Regions from separate parts of the Homo sapiens genome. Here region 2 is linked to region 1. Evidence: read pairs that join two places in POLR2A ChIA-PET (ENCODE). Cell type or tissue: PC-9. All regions are shown on one strand. Links, peaks and the distances in the headings refer to the core of each region. The heading gives the core; the rest is flanking DNA.

Region 1 (2,886 bases), core at 387-2,886:
TGCCCACTTTGTAGACCAGCAGATCCTAACTTTTCCAATGAGAACTTAGGAAACAAATAAAATTGTACGCCCCTGCATCAGAATTTTTCTGTTTTATTCTCTGATTAAGAAAGTACACATGATAAAAAGCTACCTGAATTCATCCAATAGCAGCTTTAAGTGACTATCTAAAACTTGATATTCAGGGCTGAGCATGGTGGCTCACACCTGTAATCCCAGCACTTTGGCAGGCTGAGGCAGTCGGATCACAAGGTCAGGAGTTTGAGACCGGTCTAGCCAATATGGTGAAACCCCAGCTCTACTAAAAATACAAAAATTAGCTGGGCATGGCGGCGCACACCTGTAGTCCCAGCTGCTCCAGAGGCTGAGGCAAGAGAATCGCTTGAACCCACGAGGGGGAGGTTGCAGTGAGCTGAGATCATGCCACTGCACTCCAACCTGGGTGACAGATCTCAAAAAAAAAAAAAAAAAAAGTTTGATATTCAGGTAACAATGCTTGGTCTTTTCCAGTGGATTCTCAAGACCATTCACAGTAATTCCTGAGGGCCCACAGGTTAGGGATCCCTCACTACTGCATTTTCTTCAGGGTCAACTACATTTGATATTATTTCACTTAGCATTTAATTATTTTCATGTTATATTGCACCTTTATTCTCCAGTTTTGAAGTTTAATACAAGTGTAATACGTTTTTTGTCATTATGTAGTTGTACTTGATTTCTTTTCTGTTTTGTCTACTTTTTTCTGAACTTTCAAAAAAATTAACACCTAAATTGCAAACAGATTAGAGAGATAGCAATCTTAATTGGATTTCTGGTTATATCACAGGTGATAAGCTATCACAGGTGACAAACTGTAAAATGTTCAAACTTATGCTCCTAACTGGTTGTCCCACTAGTAACCTGTAGCAGTGGTTCCCAAATGCAAACTACCTGCTTAAAGGTCATTGTTGTGGGTGGGGCACTTAAATATATGGATTCTTGGGTCCCCTCTAGATATTCTCAATCATCGGGCCTGGGGTGGGGTCTAGAAATCTTTAGTCTTTAAAGTTCCATCGATTATTTTGATGCACAGTGAAATTTGGGAATCACCAATTTTCTGTACAATCCATAAATCTGCATGTAGTGACATACTGGTAAACCTTTATTTTTTTTGTATACTAAAGGACCAGCAGAATTGGGCCCATGCCAACATGTCACCTCTAGGGCCTAGACTGCCCTCACTTTTGTTTTTTTCTAGGTTGGTTTCTTAGCACTACCAAGTTGAACATGAACAGTACGACTCCTGCCTCTAGGAGGCAGCTTGGAATATTGTCAGTACTGGATTTTAGAGAGCCTGGCTTCTGTGAATGAACTCTTGGCCTTGGTTCCTCATCTGTAAAAAGATTTTAGAGTAGCCTTTTGCCTTTAAGTGTTTACCATAAACTAGATAAAAGAGCATTCCCCTTTATCTGCAACCCCTGTATTAGTGTTATTTTCATATATAGTCCACTTTTCATTAACTGCACTCCAGGTGTCATAGCTGTATCAGCCAGTGTCTCTAGACTTTCTTCAGTTTGCTATAACAAAGTACCATGAATTGGATGGCTTATAAACAACAGAAGTTTATTTCTCACAGTTCTGGAGGCTAGAAATATGAGATCAAGGTGCTGGCAGCTTCAGGTCTGGTGAGGATGCGTTTCTTGGTTTCCAGACAACTGTCTTCTTGCTGTATCCTCATATGGTAGAGAAAAGTTAGAGAGCTTTTGAGGTTCTCTTTAAGAACACTAATCCTTTTCATGAGGATTTCTACCCCCTAACCCAGTACCTTCAAAGGCTCCACCTCCTAATACCGTCACATTGAGGATTAGGATTTCAACATAAAAGTTTCGAGGGGATGCAAACATGTAGGCAGGTAGGCAAACTTATGATGACCAAGAACCGGTTCTAACCTCAGGAAATGAAGCAATAATGGTAATATCATTTCACTGGAGAAGTTTCTGCCTGTTTCCAGAGGGAGAGGGCTGATTAAGAGCTCTCCCTACATTCCACCTTGTGAAAATTGCCATCAGATATCGTGTAAAACTATGAAGTCATCTTTTTTAAACACAAAGTATGACTTCATGGTGTAGACAATGTTTAAAAAATCTCTGGCCGGGTGCGATGGCTCACACCTATAATCCCAGCACTCTGGGAGGCCGAGGCGGGCGGATCACCTGAGGTCGGGAGTTCAAGACCAGCCTGACCAACATGGTGAAACCCCATCTATACTAAAAATACAAAATTAGCCAGGCATAATGGCGCATGCCTGTAGTCCCAGTTACTCAGGAGGCTGAGGCAAGAGAATCGCTTGAACCCGGGAGGCGGAGGTTGCATTGAGCCGAGATCGTGCCATTGCACTCCAGCCTGGGCAACAAGAGCAAAACTCCGCCTTAAAAAACAAACAAAAAAAACAAAACAAACAAAAAAACTCTCTCTGTATCTAAAACAAACTTTTTGGTGGCTTACACTTATAATCCCAGCACTCTGGGAGGCTGAGGTAGGAGGATTGCTTGAGCCCAGGAGTTCAAGACCAGCCTGGGCAACATAGAGAGACCCCCATCTACACAAATTAAATAGAAAACATTAGCCAGGTATGGTGGTGCATGCCTGTAGTCTCGGCTACTCAGGTGGCTAAGGTGGGAGGATCACTTGAGCCTAGAAGTCAAGGCTACAGTGACCCGAGATCATGCCACTCACTGCATTCCAGCCTGGGTAGCAGATCAAGACTCTGTTTCAAAAATAAAAAATAAAACAAGTTTTTAATAGTTTTTGGTAATACCCATCACAAAGAGATATTAAAGAATTAATAATAATGGTGATCACTGCCGTTTAATGAGAGATACCCATGGGTGTGTTGCTCTACAGTTT
Region 2 (2,919 bases), core at 205-2,704, 1.8 Mb after region 1:
ACAATGCAGAGATGTCACTGTCACTTTTCTCATCTGTCCAGAACTGTGCCCCCTGCCTCTAAGAGGGCATGCTTAATTTTTAAAACTGTTTTCAGTGGAATTTTCAAATGCACAGTAAGGAATAATTTCATTCACATTAAAGCTTTCTAAGAATGAAAATTACCAATACAGCAACATCACAGTCTTTGGCAGATGGAAGATGGCTTTACTTCTTCCTGTTTTTCAGTGTAATTCCACTCAAGTATTTATTGGGCGCACACTCTGCCACGCTGTGCCAGGCTCTGCGATGGGTTCAAAGTAAAAACAAGGCCCCTGATTTCAAACCATTTATAACCTGGCTTGTGAGACAGACTAAAAGGGAGCCAACGATCACCAAAATGAGTACTTGAAGGCATGAAGTGCCACCAAAGAGTTGTGATGAAAGCTTTTTATAAAGATGAAAACAGTATTACTGTTTTTTGAAGAGGTGTTTTTGTGAACTTCCAACTGTGCATTTCCTCTCAAGGGAAAACAAAAATGTCTCAGGTCACATCTTTAAACTGCATTCTGAGTCTAGAGGTGGAGAACTCTGAAACATGGAAATAATTTAAACATAGTTTTTTTAATTAGCTCTCTGATGGCCATGTAACTTTGCCATACTAGGGACTTCAGAACAGTGAAGCCTTTCTTTACCTTGAACTTGGGGTGCAAACTTTTCTGAACCTGACCAAGTATCCATAGCCTTGTTATTTAACTTCCCTGAGCCTCAGTTTAGTGCTTGTTAAAATGATCTTGTGTTCTTACTGTGAGTTTGCATCTCCAAGTACACATGTATTTTGTTTGAAAAGGGGTAATTTTAAAGGCAATGAGTTTTTTTTATGAAGATGTACTAGGTAGAAGCTAAGCTATAAAATACATAGCTGTCTCCTTTTTTAAACTTAAGTTGTCAAAGCTCTTTATCTTCCGTTTTTGTTGTTGTTTTTAGAGACAGAGTCTTGCTCTGTCACCCAGGCTGGAGTACAGTGGCATGATCTCGGCTCACTGCACCCTCCACCTCCCAGGTTCAAGCAATTCTCCTGCCTCAGCCTCCCAGGTAGCTGGGATTACAGGCACCGGCCACCATGCCTGGCTAATTTTTTTTACTTTTACTAGAGACGGGGTTTTCACCATGTTGGCCACCCTGGTCTCGAACTCCTGACCTCAAGTGAGCCGCCCATCTTGGCCTCCCAAAATGCTGGGATTACAGGCATGAGCCACCGCACCCAGCCTAGGTTCAGATTTTGAAATGAATAAAACAATATATTCAAAACTCAAATAGATTAATAAAAATAATGTTCTTTTCACTTGCCTCATATGTGAGGCATTGAGTCCTTTTGTCTTCTCAGTATGAAAAAGCCTTTTAATAAGTGTTACTAGTTTTAAGAAAATACTGACTTACCCAGAAGAATTGCAAATAAGAATTGCTGAATATACATGAAAATCAACATTTTTAAAGCAGAGATTTGTGATGAGTGGAAGACGGAATCTAGATTAAAAGTATCTCAGCTTCTAAAGAATTGTCCTTTTTAACTGTGCAGCAGACTTAGCATATCTTTATGATAAAATTGATTGTACGCAACTTGAGCATAGCTTTCTCTTCTGGGGTAATGTGAAGTAATTTTCAATTAGGGGTGGATCACCTGAGGTCAGGAGTTCAAGACCAGCCTGACGAACATCATGAAACCCCTTCTCTACTAAAAATACAAAAATTAGCCAGGCGTGGTGACCTGTGCCTATAATTCCAGCTACTGGGGAGGCAGACATAGGAGAATCACTTGAACCTGGGAGGCAGAGGTTGCAGTGAGCCGAGATCGCACCACTGCACTCTAGCCTTAGCGACAGAGCGAGACTCCATCTCAAAAAAAAAAAAAAAAAAGCTTCTATATCAGGTTTGTCTAGTTTTAGATACTACTTTGTATGTATATATTACATATAATGACTTAATTTCTACCCCACAGCAAGCACTGACCAAAAGGAAAAACTAGAAATTAGTCATTTCTATAAACTGTATAAAGGTCTTTATTTAATCAAGATTTCTGAGTAGCTTCCATAGGAGCTTATCCTAACTACTTCAGAATTTCTATTTTTAGATCTTATATTTCCTTATTGTAGCAATGAAAAAAAAATTAAATGCCTACTGTGTTAGGTACTCAGGACCTGGGAATTTAAAAAGGTGATGAAGACGCATTTTCTGCCTTAAGTTCACCCTTGAATTATAGTTTCAAGCTAATCATTTAATTGAAAAGCAATTTTATATTTATTCATTTGCTGTTTAATAAACAATTTACCTCGCTTTGGGAGACCAAGGCAGGCAGATCACCTGAGGTCAGGAGTTCAAGACTAGCCTTGCCAAGATGGCAAAACCGCATCTCTACTAAAAATACAAAAATTAGCTGGGCATGTGCCTGTAATCCCAGCTACTCGGGAGGCTGAGGCAGGAGAATCGCTTGAACCCGGAAGGCGGAGGTTGCAGTGCACCAAGACTGCACCACTGCACTCCAACCCGGGCAACAGAGCAAGACTCCATCTCAAAAATATATATATACATAAAAAATAAACAATTTACCTGATGAGCCACACCTATCATCACACTTTATACACAGTAGGTAATTTAATCAGTAAGTAAATTATCCAAGAAAATAGCAACTCAAAACCATACTTCTAGGTATCTGCCAAAGTTTCAATAGTTTCCATTTAAATGTTGTGTATCATTCCAACACTGAGATTCAGTTGGGAGGAGGAGGACAAATCTTTAACCTCGGGAGCATTTAAAGAAGCTAACATTTGAATTCAAAATTCAATGTCTATAATTTCACCTCTCCCTTCTCATTGCATTAATTTTGTGGATCCTTACGATATACAAGGTTGCTGGACTAAGAAAAATTTTTAATGTCTGGCCTA

The links. ChIA-PET counts read pairs that join two places held together with the same protein. Peaks named below come from ENCODE experiments on the same cell type or tissue, not always from the same donor. Only the 100,000 strongest peaks of a DNase experiment are listed, where the experiment ranks them.
Region 2: POLR2A ChIA-PET joins it to region 1 with 9 read pairs; 1 of 35 experiments calls an interaction of 5 or more read pairs at or near these places.

What each region holds. Positions count from the first base shown.
Region 1 is chr3:23,883,451-23,886,336 of GRCh38, forward strand. The region is part of intron 3 of UBE2E1 (ubiquitin conjugating enzyme E2 E1); the gene reads left to right. Among named protein-coding and RNA genes, the nearest start is that of NKIRAS1, 32 kb to the right of the region's middle. In PC-9, for the core only: no CTCF peak of the experiment used is centred there; a DNase peak (open chromatin) is centred at 1,931; H3K27ac peaks cover 2,500 bases.
Region 2 is chr3:25,665,652-25,668,570 of GRCh38, forward strand. No RefSeq gene overlaps it. Among named protein-coding and RNA genes, the nearest start is that of MIR4442, 2.2 kb to the left of the region's middle. In PC-9, for the core only: no CTCF peak of the experiment used is centred there; no DNase peak of the experiment used is centred there; H3K4me3 peaks cover 16 bases.